3 separate regions of the Homo sapiens genome follow, and all the other regions are linked to region 3. A link is a contact called in ENCODE Hi-C or POLR2A ChIA-PET data. All regions are on one chromosome and are shown on one strand. The core of a region is the stretch at or near the end of the contact, and the rest is flanking DNA. Distances in the headings are between cores, read along the strand shown.

What was found. Hi-C counts contacts between places; a loop is a spot of excess contacts on that map. ChIA-PET counts read pairs that join two places held with the same protein, here RNA polymerase II (POLR2A). Pooled maps may share reads with other maps.
Region 1: a pooled map shows a loop between it and region 3 (7-fold over the local background). The contact joins the promoter of RPS7 here to the promoter of RNF144A in region 3. A Hi-C loop is called at or near these places in 5 of 50 pooled maps.
Region 2: a loop to region 3 is called in a pooled map, with 4 times the contacts of the local background. The contact joins the promoter of SLC66A3 here to the promoter of RNF144A in region 3. A Hi-C loop is called at or near these places in 1 of 168 maps with a recorded cell type or tissue (lower leg skin) and 4 of 50 pooled maps. POLR2A ChIA-PET finds 5 or more read pairs at or near these places in 1 of 52 experiments (activated B cell).

Annotation. Positions count from the first base shown.
Region 1 is chr2:3,573,953-3,578,576 of GRCh38, forward strand. RPS7 (ribosomal protein S7) reads left to right here and starts at 1,308. Exons shown (of 7, transcript NM_001011.4): 1 at 1,308-1,398; 2 at 1,640-1,732; 3 at 1,865-1,936; 4 at 2,535-2,678; 5 at 3,758-3,822. The coding sequence starts at 1,658. It overlaps LOC124907726 (a long non-coding RNA gene), which reads right to left and starts at 1,157. Exons shown (of 2, transcript XR_007086196.1): 1 at 183-1,157. RefSeq lists enhancers at 861-1,436, 1,437-2,013 and a silencer at 1,565-1,854.
Region 2 is chr2:11,153,023-11,157,557 of GRCh38, forward strand. It overlaps SLC66A3 (solute carrier family 66 member 3), which reads left to right and starts at 2,445. Exons shown (of 7, transcript NM_152391.5): 1 at 2,445-2,667. The coding sequence starts at 2,525. It also overlaps a transcript of CIMIP5 not described here. RefSeq lists silencers at 2,032-2,511, 2,622-2,861.
Region 3 is chr2:6,914,228-6,918,661 of GRCh38, forward strand. RNF144A (ring finger protein 144A) reads left to right here and starts at 3,185. Exons shown (of 9, transcript NM_014746.6): 1 at 3,185-3,395. GRASLND (glycosaminoglycan regulatory associated long non-coding RNA) reads right to left here. Exons shown (of 5, transcript NR_033997.1): 1 at 4,175-4,434; 2 at 2,623-2,997; 3 at 1,596-1,740; 4 at 1-123. RefSeq lists a silencer at 3,025-3,514.

The DNA.
Region 1 (4,624 bases), core at 58-2,557, 3.3 Mb before region 3:
TTATAGAGCAGCAGAGATAAAAGCCAGGTCGAAAAGTGCATGTGGAGTAAGGAAATGGACCTAGTTCGACAAAAGGGCTCAGAACGACTGCCCAGATGAGATTGTAGACGCAGCTGTAGTTTACTTTCTATCTGGAAGAAACTTCAAGTTATCCTTAATTTTCCAAGGAGACAGTCACTTACCTTTTAAAAAACATTATTAGAGAAGCACCGGGCGGGAGCATATCTAGCATTAAAAATGTGGGATGAATACCATCTCTGCTTGGTAAAGGTGGTTGGGAATCCTGAGAGAGGGCACCTAGTGTGGCTTCTGCATTTTTCACAGTGCCTGGACCACGGCTGAAAGTAACTCTTGCATGACATTTGACAGAAGAGGAAACCGAAGCTCAGATTAAATTCCCTGTCCACAGCGGGATCATTCGGCACGAGTTCCTCCCTGTCTGGAATGCTCTTCCCCAGCAATAGATCCTGCGGCTCTTCCGTGTCTCAGTCTAATGTCATTCCGTTCCAGGATTCCCGACTTCTTAAAGCATAAATAATCCCTCCCCACCCTCTCATTGTACTGTTATGTAAGTTATTACAATATGTCATTATATATTTAGTCATACTGCTTTAGGTAATGTCTTCTCCACTGAACTGTAAGCTCCATGAGGGCAAGAGTTCAGTCGGTTTTACTTAATAATTAGCACCTAGTACAGTACTAGCATAGAATGAAGGCCTCGCAATTTTTTTTAAATTTATTTTTAGACAGGGTCTTGCGCTGTCGCCCAGGCTGGAGTGCAGTGGTGCAACCTCGGCTCACGGCAGCCTCGACCTTTCGGCTCCAGCGATCCTCCCGCGTCGGCCTCCGGGGTAGCTGGGACTGCAGGCGCGCACCACCATGACTGGCTAATTTTTTTTTTTTTTTTTTTGTAGACATGGGGTCTCGCCATGTTGCCCAGGCTGGTTCCTGAGCTCAAGTGATCCTCCTGCCTCGGCCTCCCAAAGTGCTGGGATTACAGGCGTGAGCCTCAGCGCCCAGCCAAGTTAGCCTTTTTTAAACGTCCTGTCTCCGGAGGTTGCCGAAGTTGGTTTTCTTCGGCCTCCTTCTCTCTCCCAGGCCCAGGGCTGGGACGAGGCCGGTTCCCGCCTGCAACCTGCACTGAAGACGGGAACCTTGGGAGCCGGTACCGGAACGCTCGGAAACGGCACCAAAGTACGAATCCTAGGGCGGAAAAGCGTTACCAAGACACTCGTCCCCAGAGCCGCTTCCTGGGACTCTCTAGCCTCCTACCGCTTCTCAGTGATGTTCCGGTTTCCGCCCTCCTCCTCGCGCTGTTTCCGCCTCTTGCCTTCGGACGCCGGATTTTGACGTGCTCTCGCGAGATTTGGGTCTCTTCCTAAGCCGGCGCTCGGCAAGGTAGGTTGGCGGCCTGCTCTCCGACAGAACTTTTCTTCTTGGGTTGAGGAAAACGCCTTTTGGAGTCAGGCCCTGGAGGGGCGAGCCTTGCTCACAGGGTGGGGATACAGCCGATTACCCGCCCTGTGCTTTCCGATGGCTTCTGCGGGGCGAGCGGGGCCTGGCCGGGGGGTGCGGGCGGGAGGGCGAGCCAGCGGCGCCTGCAGCCCGGGCCGCGTAACGCTGACCGCTGTGCCTTCAGTTCTCCCAGGAGAAAGCCATGTTCAGTTCGAGCGCCAAGATCGTGAAGCCCAATGGCGAGAAGCCGGACGAGTTCGAGTCCGGCATCTCCCAGGTGAGAGGGTTTCCCTGGGGTCTGGGGTGGGGGGAGGCGCCCCGCCCGGGAGGGGAGGCGGCCGCGCGTGTGTTGGGCCCGGGGTGCTCGGACGCGCGCTCAGGGTCGGTCCTGCTGTTCGTTGCTTCTTAGGCTCTTCTGGAGCTGGAGATGAACTCGGACCTCAAGGCTCAGCTCAGGGAGCTGAATATTACGGCAGCTAAGGTAAGCTGGCGCTCCCTCGGCTGGGAGGGAGGTTGCGGCGCGTCTCCCCGCGCAGTGCCTGAGAGGGTTGGACCTGGGTTACGGTTGATGATGACTTGCCGCCTGGCCGCCTAACCTGAACTCAGGTTCGGCCGTGTTGTTTGGGAGTGATACCGCCCAGGTGCGGGGAGTGGGGTTGCAGGTACCCTGCGGCTTAAGCTGTCCACATGCGGGCGGTGGAGAAACGTGGAGTAGGGAGGGCCTGGGCCCATTTCGGACCTTATTTGCCCTTACTTAGTTATAGATACGGCAAAGAGCTGTGGGGAGCTCAGGATGAGATTCTCTCTACCCTTAGCCCGGAGTTGCCGCAAGTGGGGGTGCAGAAGTGGTAGTGATTGGCCTCCTGGCCTGAACAGTCTCCCTTCCTGGAATAAGGAAATGTGAAGGTTGGAGAGAGATGAGAACATTTCCGAAGGATGCATTTATGATTAACTCAAAACTAGTATTAGTTTGTAGTGCAGCTACGGTGTTAGTGATAAGGTCTTCTTATCCTCTAATTTGACCACAACGTTTACTTTCTGAAGCAGTTAACACAGTGGATTTTTGTTTTTTTCTTTAGGAAATTGAAGTTGGTGGTGGTCGGAAAGCTATCATAATCTTTGTTCCCGTTCCTCAACTGAAATCTTTCCAGAAAATCCAAGTCCGGCTAGTACGCGAATTGGAGAAAAAGTTCAGTGGGAAGCATGTCGTCTTTATCGCTCAGGTATCTGTTCTACTGTTGCAGCACGTTTCTGTTTGTGAATTTTGCTAAAATTGCTTGTATTTAGACTGCATTGGTAGTTGGAGTCATGAAAACAATCCTTTTATGAATCCAATTGGGTAGAAAGATAAAGTACAGGCAGAGCGCCGTGGCTTAGGCCTGTAATCCCAGCACGGGGAGGTGGAGGCGGGTGGATCACTGTAGAGACCAGCCTGGGCAACATGGTAAGACCCTGTCTACAAAAAATAGAAAAAATAAGTTTTAAAAAGAAAGATAAAGTACGTTCTTTAATTAAGAGTCGAAACAAGAAGTCTGTAAAGTGACAGACTGCTGTGTTTTGAGTTATGAAAATGATTTCCCATATTTAAATTTCCACAAGTCTAGTGGGTTGCTTACATAGATGATCAAACTAAGAAACCTGTTACAGGCCGGGCCCTGTGGCTCACTCCTGTAATCCCAGCACTTTGGGAGGCTGAGGCAGGCGGATCACGAGGTCAGGAGATCGAGACCATCCTGGCTGACACGGTGAAACCCCGTCTGTACTAAAAAATACAAAAAATTAGCTGGGCGTGGTGGTGGGCGCCTGTAGTCCCAGCTACTCGGGAGGCTGAGGCAGGAGAATCGCGTGAACCCGGGAGGTGGAGCTTGCAGTGAGCCGAGATCCCGCCACTGAACTTCAGCCTGGGCGACAGAGCGAGACTCCATCTCAAAAAAAGAAGAAACCTGTTACAGTTCGGATGGGGGATTGGTGCAAACTGAAGTCTATGGGGAATGAAGTGCCAGGATTGATCTGGAATAAAAGTAGTATTCTGGGTCATAGGCATGGGGAAAGGCGTATCTGGGAGATTTTGTCCACTGGCGTATTAGTAGAGGCTGTGGATTCTGAATGATTTATTCAAGAATCAGGAAGTAACTCCATAGAAGGGTTTGCTCAGTCAATTGTTCGTCTAAGTTGTTTAGCCTTCTCGAACTTTGAACTTACCCTGCCATTCTTCTTGCTTTTAAAGCAGTATGGCAGTTACAGCTTTTTGTCAATTTAAAGTCTTTTTTCATTTTGTTACATGATAATTTTTACCTTACAGAGGAGAATTCTGCCTAAGCCAACTCGAAAAAGCCGTACAAAAAATAAGCAAAAGCGTCCCAGGAGGTGAGTATTTTAGTAGTTTCAGAAATGTGTGTACCCCTCTTATTAACAACTCTTAATTTGTTTAAGTTGTAGTTTATGAAAACAGATGTTCAAGTGGGAATTTTTGAGTAGCAGCATTTGGTTTCCTGTATAGTTGCACATGATACGTTTTAGAATTCTAGATGTAAAACATACATGTATTCATGTAGCCATTGTTTGCCTACTAGGTCAGTGCTGTCACAAGATGAGATGATTTCCTCCGATTATTTGTGCACAGGATAGGAATGATGAGAAGGAAATCATTACTTTAATTCTGTGATATAGCATGCTAGACACAGTTGACATGGGCTTGGATTTATCTTTGATTTTTATTTTTGCTGTGGATTGGAGGTAAAAAAATGTAGGTGGATTTTGGTGATAACATCACAGGTTAAAATATCACTGCAGTTGAAGATGCTGATGGAAAATGATTTATGAACTTGATTGACTTACAGGTTATCTGGCATAAACTCAAATATTGGTAGTTGTCTTCTTGAACTAGATCTTTTGGTATTTTGTTAGTCTCTGATTAGTATGTTGTTTTACAAATGTGAACTATTAAATCCCTGTGGACTCTTCCCTAAGGATGAGTTGAAGAAAAAAAAAATCCTAGTGTTGCCTGTGCCCTCTAACATGTTTAATTTGTATTGTTACTCTCAGTGGATGAGGAAACTGATCCAAGGCTGGGATAATTTGCTGATTGCAGCTAGTACTAGTAGTGCTAAGAATGTTTTTTTTTTAACTCGGTCTTGTTCTGAAAACCACTAGAACACAGTGTTGGGAG
Region 2 (4,535 bases), core at 1,195-3,694, 4.2 Mb after region 3:
CCCCTTTTAAAAATGACGCTGAGGAACAGGGAAGTTAAGGTCTGTCCAAGATCATGCAGCCTGTAGGGGCCAATGCTAGGAGGACAGCTGAGGTCTGCCTAACCCCGAAGGGCCACACACCCACATCACTGCATCCTGGTCTTCACGCAAAGTAGCCAGGGAGGGGTCTAGGAGCCAGGAAGAAACCTCTTCCACAGCCCTGCCTCACCCAGCTGACCCCCAGAGCAGGCGGCTGCAGTGTCCTGGGCCAGGAGCAGCATTTGTTCCACAATGGAGGAGGCCACTCCCTGCGTGGTCCTGGGGGCACTCATACCTCTCAAAGGCCCCTCATGCTGCCTGCATCCCCAAGTGCTAGCGCAGGCTGACCCCAGGTGGGAGCAGTTCCCTCCTAAGGCTAGTCCTGGGGGCCCAGATCCTGGCCAACCCCTGGAATAAAGGCTGGGGCAGAAGGGGAAGAGGAGGGAGGGGGATTCCACTGCCATGTGGCAGGAACCAGGCACTTCCAACCAGGACCACCTCCTTGCATCAAGGGACCTATCACATGGCATGATGAAAGTAAAACACCTGGCACGCAGGAGGCACTCAACAGGTTCTAGATGTTCCTATAGTCATTGCTGCTGATGCTTGTTAAAAAGCTCTTTACGCTGGGCGCGGTGGCTCATGCCTGTAATCCCAGCACTTTGGGAGGCCAAGGCAGGTGGATCACCTGAGGTCAGGAGTTCGAAACCCCGTCTGTACTAAAAATACAAAAATTAGCCGGGAGTGGTGGCACATGCCTGTAATTCCAGCTACTTGGGAGGCAGAGGCAGGAGAATCACTTGAACCCCGGAGGTGGAGGTCGCAGTGAGCAGAGATCGTGCCACTGCACTCCAGCCTGGGCGACAAGAGTGAAACTCCGTCTCAAAAAAAAAAAAAAGCTCTTCTCTATTTTCTTCTTCAAAAAATTTATATACATATTATTTATTTATTTTTGAGACAGGGTCTGGCTCTGTCTCCCAGGCTAGAGTGAAGTGGCGCGATCTCGACTCACTGCAACCTCCGCCTCCTGGGTTCAAGCCATCCTCCTGTCTCAGCCTCCCGAGTAGCTGGGACCACAGGCACGCGCCACCACGCTCGGCTAATTTTTGTATTTTTAGTAGAGGCGGGGGTTTCCCTATGTTGCTCAGGCTGGTCTTGAACTCCTGGCCTCAAGCAATCTTCCCGCTTCGCGGGGTCAATAACGATCAGTATCGATCTAGCCAGGGCAGGTCCAAGCCGTTTCCTTTAAGGGTTCCCTTCTGAACATCCTTTTCTCATTTAGACTTGGGAGGCAGGACTCAGCACCTGTTTTTTTTTTTCCATAGGCGGAGGTGATGGGCCGGTGAGGCTGGAGAGAAAGAGCCTCGGCCAGAATTCCGAACTCCGAAGCTGACCCAGCTCCCGTCCCTCACACTTCCCGGCTGAGATTTATGGCACAAAACCAGGGATCGTGGATTCTGGCATTGCATTTTGGTGCTTTTTTGCCTGCTTCATAACCAGGCCCTAATACACAGGCGATTTTCAGAGGTTGGAAAATGCGTCCTTCCCTTTCCCTCAGTTTGTGGCTTAGACGGCCACGTCCAAGTTACTTTATCAGGAGAAATCCTTAAGAAACAGTTTCACTGTGAAGTGCTCAAGTTCAAGGCTTCCGGTGGCCCCTCAGGGCCCACGCCGCTAGGAGGGAAGCCTTCAGTCCCAGGCTGGAGACAGGCCGCGTGCTCTGAAAGGGCACAAATGAGGCGACCCTGGGGCTCTGGTCCCAGAAAGTCTCTCCAGCCTGGTTCCCCACCTGTAAGTCGGGAGGGTGCACTCAGCCCTTAAGCAGGAGGCTTTAACTCCTGAAATGCTTAGTGAGAGAAACTAAAACACTTGCAGGGAGGGAAAAATCCCGGCAGAATGGCCCATCCCCCGGGGCCATTTGCCTCTCGGTCCACCCAACCCGTGGAAAAGCCGGACTTCCAGGGCGGCTCCCGGCGGCGGCTAAACTATCGGGTGGCAAGAACGCGGAAATGCGAAGCAGCTGCTGGTGGAGCCCGCAGGCCAGGGTGGGACTGTCGCCCGGGGCGGGGCTAGGAGGGGAGGGGCGGGGCGAGGAGGGGCGGGGCGAGGCGAGGTTGGCCACGGGATTGGGCTAGGTGAGGCCGACCGGGAGGGGGCGAATCTGGGGGCGGGGCGAGATGAGGGTAGTCCGAGGACTGAGCGAGCCCGGGCGGGCCCGTAGGCGAGGCGAGATGAGGCTGGCCAGGGGGCGGGGCGGGCCCGGGCGGGAGGGGCGGGGCGGGGCGGGCCCGGGCGGGAGGGGCGGGGCGGGCCCGGGGGCGGGGTGCGTCCAGGGGAGGGGCGGAGCGAGGCGGGTCCGGGGCCTGGCGGCGCGCGGAGGGGCGGGCCCTGGCCGGGTGGTCCCGGGCGGATCCCGGGAAGGCGGAAGGCTTCGGCAGAGCTGCGCCGCCGAGGCTGAGCGGTCCCTTCTCGCTGCGGCCGCCCAGGTGCCCGCGCCCGTGGCGCTATGGAGGCGGCGCTGCTGGGGCTGTGTAACTGGAGCACGCTGGGCGTGTGCGCCGCGCTGAAGCTGCCGCAGATCTCCGCTGTGCTAGCGGCGCGCAGCGCGCGGGGCCTCAGCCTTCCGAGTTTACTTCTGGAGCTGGCAGGGTAAGGCCCGGGGCGGCCGGGGCTGCCTCCTGCCCCCTCGCAGCTGCTGCCGGCTGGGAGCCCAGGAGAGCCTCGGCTCGAAGTAGGGCGGGGATGATCCCCGCGCGCCGGCGTCGCAGCTGGGCGGCCGAGGGTGAACTAGGGAGCCTAGGGGCTCGGGGTGCTCTTCCCACGGCCACCCGCCACCCGCGTACATTGTTTCTCACCAAGCCCCGCGTGGCACGAATTGATTGCGCACGCCCATTTTACAGATGAGAAAACAGACCCAGCGGAGGCAGCCCTTGGTGCGCTAGTGACAAAACCTGCTGGCCCTGAGCAAGGCCATTTGCACCTCGAGGCTGTCATATTCATTGTCCCTAAACTCACCACGCACCGTCAACCTCGTTCTCGGGCCTCGGTTTCCTCACCTGTGAAATAAGGGGTTGAACTAAGAATGTATGAATCTCTTCTCTTCTCCCGGTGATTGGTGGGGAATCTTTCCTGGTTATTTAATGAGATTCCTTGGGAGAGGGTCTTAAGACAATTGCATTTCTTGTAGAAAGAAGTTTCCTTAGTCATCTGTAAGGAAGTTGGAGAGTCTCTGCAGTTGGGAAGGGGTGACGGAAAGGTCGTTAAATCCTTGATTCTGAGGCAGCTTCTAAGGCTTTCCTATTCAAAGTATTCATCATGCCAGAGCGCCAAACTTTTGGGGTATCATTTTTGAGCCCCAACAATAGGAAAACACATACCTCAACCTAGTGGTCTCGCCCCTTCCCCCTGGCCAGGCCAGGCCTTCCCCTTTGCCCCCCGCCATCACCCAGTGGGGTCTGAAGCCTGGTCCTCCACACAAGCCTTCCTGGTGGGCGGGGTGGGGGGTGCGGCATACAGGATGGGAAGAAGCCAAGGGGTGCGGGGGAGAAAGAGGAGACCTCAGGTGTGGGAGGGTGAGGGGTCCCACTCAGGCTTTGGACCCCGCGCCGGCCCTATGGAGCCCGGCCCTGGGCACAGTCATCCAATAGGGGGCTTTGAGGGGAAATTTTTGGGAAAGGCTTGCAGTGGGAGGGACTGTGACCTCTTCCAGGCTTGTGAGTGACTCTACCCTGCGGGGTGGGGAGGGGGGGGTCCCAGGCTGGATGGCAGGGTTGAGAGGCACCCAGGGGAGGTGGGCAGCATGCGTTTCAGGTTGGTGCCACCACCAGGCTGGGAGCAGAGAGGCTGGAGCGATGAGGTTGTGGCAAAGGACACAGGCTGGAAGTGGCTGTGGTGACTGTTCAGGTGGGAGAGGGGACAAGGGCATGAAAGCCAGGAGTGGGATTTGGCCTCGGCCCCTTGCTAGGTCCCTGAGCTGGGGAAGCTGAAGCTGGACCCATGAAGGAAAAGAAGCCAGGCTGTCTGTAGAGTCTATAGATTCCCTCCTGCCGCCAGCCCCTAGGCCTGCATTTCCACCACTTTTGCAGCATTGCTTGAAAAATGCAAACCCTCAGAGATACGCAGGTGAGGGCTCCTATTAGATCTGCCAGCTGTCACCTCTCCCAGCTCACCTTAGTGAAAGCTAGACCTCTGGCAGTGGAAGGATCTTCCTGGGCATGGGAGCTCAAGGGTTGGGTGGGGCAGCAGCTTGCTGCCATCCCTGCTGGCCTGTCTAAGGGTCTTGCAGTTGATCACGTGCAGGTAAAGGGGGCTCTGTCGGGGCTGGTGCACCAGCTCTGCAGCCTCCAAGCCAGGGCCAGGGCCAGGCACACAGACTTCTGTAAAATGGGCTTGGCTGTGTCAGGACCCATCCTCCTGGCCCTCCTGTCTCCCTGCCTGCCTCCCTCATGCCCTTCCCAGCCTTGCCTGGGAGGCCCACCTGGGGCTGGCCATGCTTGCCAGCTGGGCCCCCGGGCCCC
Region 3 (4,434 bases), core at 1,935-4,434:
TGTCTGCTCCTGAGAGAAGGCATGGCTTCTGGAATGAGATGATCAGTAGCACAGATGGGCTGAAGATGAGACGTTACATTCCACATTCCCAGAACCATAATATCCCCCAGATTCCTCTGTGTCCTTAAGGAGAGAAAGTCAGAATGAGAACTGACATTTGATTTCCTGCTACTCTAGAGAAACAAGAAATGGAATTTGTTAATTTTTAAAATAAAAAAAGTGAATTTTCTATATTTATGGAATGTGTGATTACAAATTCACATAAACTTCCTTGTCTAATTTTTTTTCTTTTCTTTTTCTTTTTCTTTCTTTTTTTTTTTTTTTGAGACTGAGTTTCGCTCTTGTTGCCAGGCTGCAGTGCAGTGGTGCGATCTCGGCTCACCGCAACCTCTGCCTCTGGGGTTCAAGCGATTCTCCTGCCTTAGCCTCCCGAGTAGCTGGGATTATAGGCATGTGCCACCACGCCTGGCTAATTTTGTATTTTTAACAGAGACAGGGGTTTCTCCATGTTGGTCAGGCTGGTCTTGAACTCCCAACCTCAGGTGATCTGCCTGCCTCGGCCTCCCAAAGTGCTGGGATTACAGGCATGAGCCACCACACCCAGCCCCTTGTCTAATTTTTTAAAAAAAATTCAAGTGTGGGTCTTGAGCTTCCCTTGATTTTCTGTCTAGAAGAGAAGTGTCAGAACGGCTATCTGCTTTCCCAGCTTCTGGGCCATTTGCTGCAGCACTGAGTCGCCAGCCTGCTTCGCATGAGCAGGGAAATTTTGCCCATCTAGGTAATCAGGAAGAGCTTGTTCAATGAGTGAAGGGTGAGTCATACTGCATTGGCACAAACTCTTGGCAACAATGAGTGTCCTTTACAATGGGCTCTATGGGACAGCCCTCTGGGGGAGATGGGCCAGCCAGACCTGAGTAAGGGGCTGGACTGAAAACTGACAGTGACAGGTGGAAGTGAACTTGAGAGACCCAACAAACTTCTTGTTGGAGAGAACTAGGACAGCTGCTCAGAGGCAAAGCTCAGAGTAGAGGATTTCACTCAGTATTTATTGAGCACTTATTATGTTCAAGGCCCTAAGAGGGAATATGTAGAAAAATGCTGTTCTCTAGAATCGTAAGATCTAAGCATCAGAAAGTGAATGCCACAAACATTAAGTGTGGCAGATGCCATGATCAACACAGACAAAGACTAAGTATTACACCAGCTCAGAGATCAGAGATCTAGGGATGGGGAACTCCATGATAGGCCGGGAAGTCTTTGCAGGGAAATCTGCATCTGAGTGCCTTTTGAGGCCTGCTGCAAACAAAACTTTCAATGCCAGTGTCCCCTCTCACTATCTCCCCAACAATGGTTGCATTCACAAAGACAGAGCAGGGGAATGAAGTCACATGTATTACCACATGAGCAATTACAAGTCTCAGTTGGGTCAGGGCATTTTTGCACCTTAACTCTCTTCCTGCAGCCCCAGATGCTCCTTTGCAGTCCCCCAGCTTGAGTGTTATACGTCTGTGTTCCATGAGAATGCCTGCATCTTAATACAGACCCCTTTATTGTGGGGAACACAGCACAACGTCTGTGCATTTGCAGTCACCCACCTGTGCATCCCCTGAATCCTTCATTCATAAGTAGTACTCAACCAGGAACTTCTTTGGTATCCCAGCTCGGACACGGGAGGTGTGAATATATTTTTCATAAAGCCCAGGCCTTTATGCAGAACGATTTTCATCCTCTAGTGAGAGGCTGAAGTAACAAAGTGCTGTTGTTAAGATTCTTCCCATTGTGCATTTTTCTTGAATAATGACATTTCTAAAAAGAATCTGAAACTGAGGCATTAGAAGGCAAGTGCTCGTTCATATATTTGAAGAGGTCAAATATTTACCAGAATAACTTCTCAATACAGAGGGGACAGCTTTATTTTATTTTACTATAAAGATGTATGTGTAGCAGAAGACAAATTATGCAGAGCTTTGAGTTAGTTAAGAATCATCTGATTTAATTCTTTGGAGAAATGAGACAAATTGTAGCTAAGGACTATGGAGTTGTTTTAGTTTGCCAGTTATATTTAATTTGACTATTTCTTTATTTATTGAGAGACAAAGTCTCACTCTGCTGCCCAGGCTGGAGTGCAGTGATGCAAACACAGCTCACTTCAGCCTTGACCTCCTGGGCTCAAGCAGTCCTCCTGCCTTGGCCTCCCAAAGTGCTGGGCTTACAGGTGTAAGCCATGGCACTTGGCCTATTTGACTTGTTTAATCCCTCCGAAGAACTCATACATACTATTGCCACCTCATTTTCCACGTAAGAAAATGGAAGCACGAAGACCTTAATAACTTGCTTAATGGCTAGTAGGTGGTAGAGCTTGAATTTAGACCACACAGTGTGGAGGGTATGCTATTAAGGAAAAACGATGTTCTAGTGGGGTTTCCATTTAATATTGCAGAAAAAAGAATCTATATATTTAAGAAGGTGTTATTTCATGCACACTCGTAGGTTTTGTTCATATATGCACATCTGACGTATAATTTAACATTTGTGTAACTTCAAGCTTCTATGGGGAGTGGCAGAAGATGCAGGAATTCTATTAATACCTTCGCAGATCTTAGATTCCAACAAGCTGGATACCTTAAGAAAAATAAAGAAATTGCTGTGCTTGGATCCCAGATGTCCATTCCACCTTTTGGGACCTCCCGGGGGGCCCTCTTTTCTTCATCCTTCAAGACAAGGATAGTGGGGTGAACAGACAGACTTTCCTTGCGAGGGTTGGCTCAGGAAGGCTCTGGGCTCATCTCACAGCCGCCCCAGCGAGGGTCGGGGAGGCAGGTGCTGGCTCCGGTGGGGTCTGCGGCAGAGCAGGACTGGAGCCCAGGGCGCAGCTGCACAGCTCAACGCCGGTTCGCGCCCTGGTTTACAGCGTTGGGCTGGGTCACCCCTTCTTTCCTAGCTTGCTGCTGTGTGTTCCCTCGGTGTAGGAATCAGGGGAGTGTCTTCTGGAGGCCACTAAAGCAGGAATAGCATTTTCATGTTAGCGTGCACGGGCGGTCTCCGCAGCCCCTCCTCGTGCCGGAGCCTGTCCTGGGGCCTGCGGGGCGGCTCCGGGCCTCGGGCCGGCGCAGGCGGGCGGCAGGGGGCGCTGTGCGGCTCGGCGCGGGGGCGGGGCCGGGGCCGAGCCTCCCGCGTGCCCGGCCTCTGTGCGCGCTCGCGCCCCGCCCGCGCAGCCGCTTCTCCCCGCGCGGGCTCTCGGCAGGCGGGAGGCGGCAGGGCTGGCATTGCAGTGCGGGCCGTGCGGGCTGCGCGGGCGCGGGGAGGCGCGGGCGGCAAACTGCGGGCACCCGGCACCCCGCAGCCAGTACCGGGCGGAGGCGTCAGAGCCGCGCACCGCGGACGAGCAGGCCCAGGTAGAGTGACGCGCGTCCCCTTTGTGTCCGCATCGCCCGGGCCGGCCGCGGAGCGGGGAGGGCGGGACGCGGCGCTGCGCGGCCGGCCTTGGGGCTCGGGGCTTGCGGCCGCGCCTGCCCCGCTGGGTCCTGCCCCGGCGCCCGGTGGCAGCGGGCGGGGGGCAGCGTCCCGGGCGGGGACTCGCGGGCTCCGTTCAGAGGACGCCCGCCCTGCCCTGCCCGTGTCCCTGACCTCGTCCCTGCTCTGCTCCTGCCCTGCCCTGCCTCTCGCAGGCGGCGCCCGCGCCCCAGGGCAGTGGGCGCTTAGGGACCTGGCGTCCCCCTGCCTGCCCTGCGCGGTCGCGGGTCTGCGCTGCGGCGCGGGACAGGGCGCCCCGGGCCAGGGTCCCGCGGGCGAGCTGGCGGCGGGGGCTTTCAAGGTTCGCGGCCCCGCCCGCAGACCCTGGGGCTGGAGCCTCGGCCCCAAGAGGAGGTCTGGGAAAGGACGACGCGTCCGGGGCATCGCCACCGGCGGGGAAGGTCGGAACTGGCCAAGAGGATGCCCCGCACATCCCCTGCGCGCGGGGTCCGCGGCTGCTACTGCCCCTGGTCCCCACCGCGAGCCCTTTCCCGGGGAATGAGCCGCCGCCCGAGCCCCGGAGTTCCCTGCGGGTCTTACCCACCCCAGCCTCCGGCCGCCGACCCCAAGCCCCCTGCACTGTGCTTGGCTCCCAGCTGTTTGGTCGCTTATGCCATCCTGGAGGCTTCCTGGTCCTGGGGTGAAGGGGTGACTTCTTTACCCTAATGGTCTTCGTAGGCAGGTCTCAGGATGTCCACTCCAAAGTTCGTGGTCTTTTTTCTAGAGAATAATAATTTTTAAAATCCATTGAACTGGCCGGGCGCGGTGGCTCACGCCTGTAATCCCAGCACTTTGGGAGGCTGAGGCGGGCGGATCACGAGGTCAGGAGATCGAGACCACGGTGAAACCCCCTCTCTACTAAAAATACAAAAAATTAGCCGGGCGCAGTGGCGGGCGCCTGTAGTCCCAGCTACTCGGGAG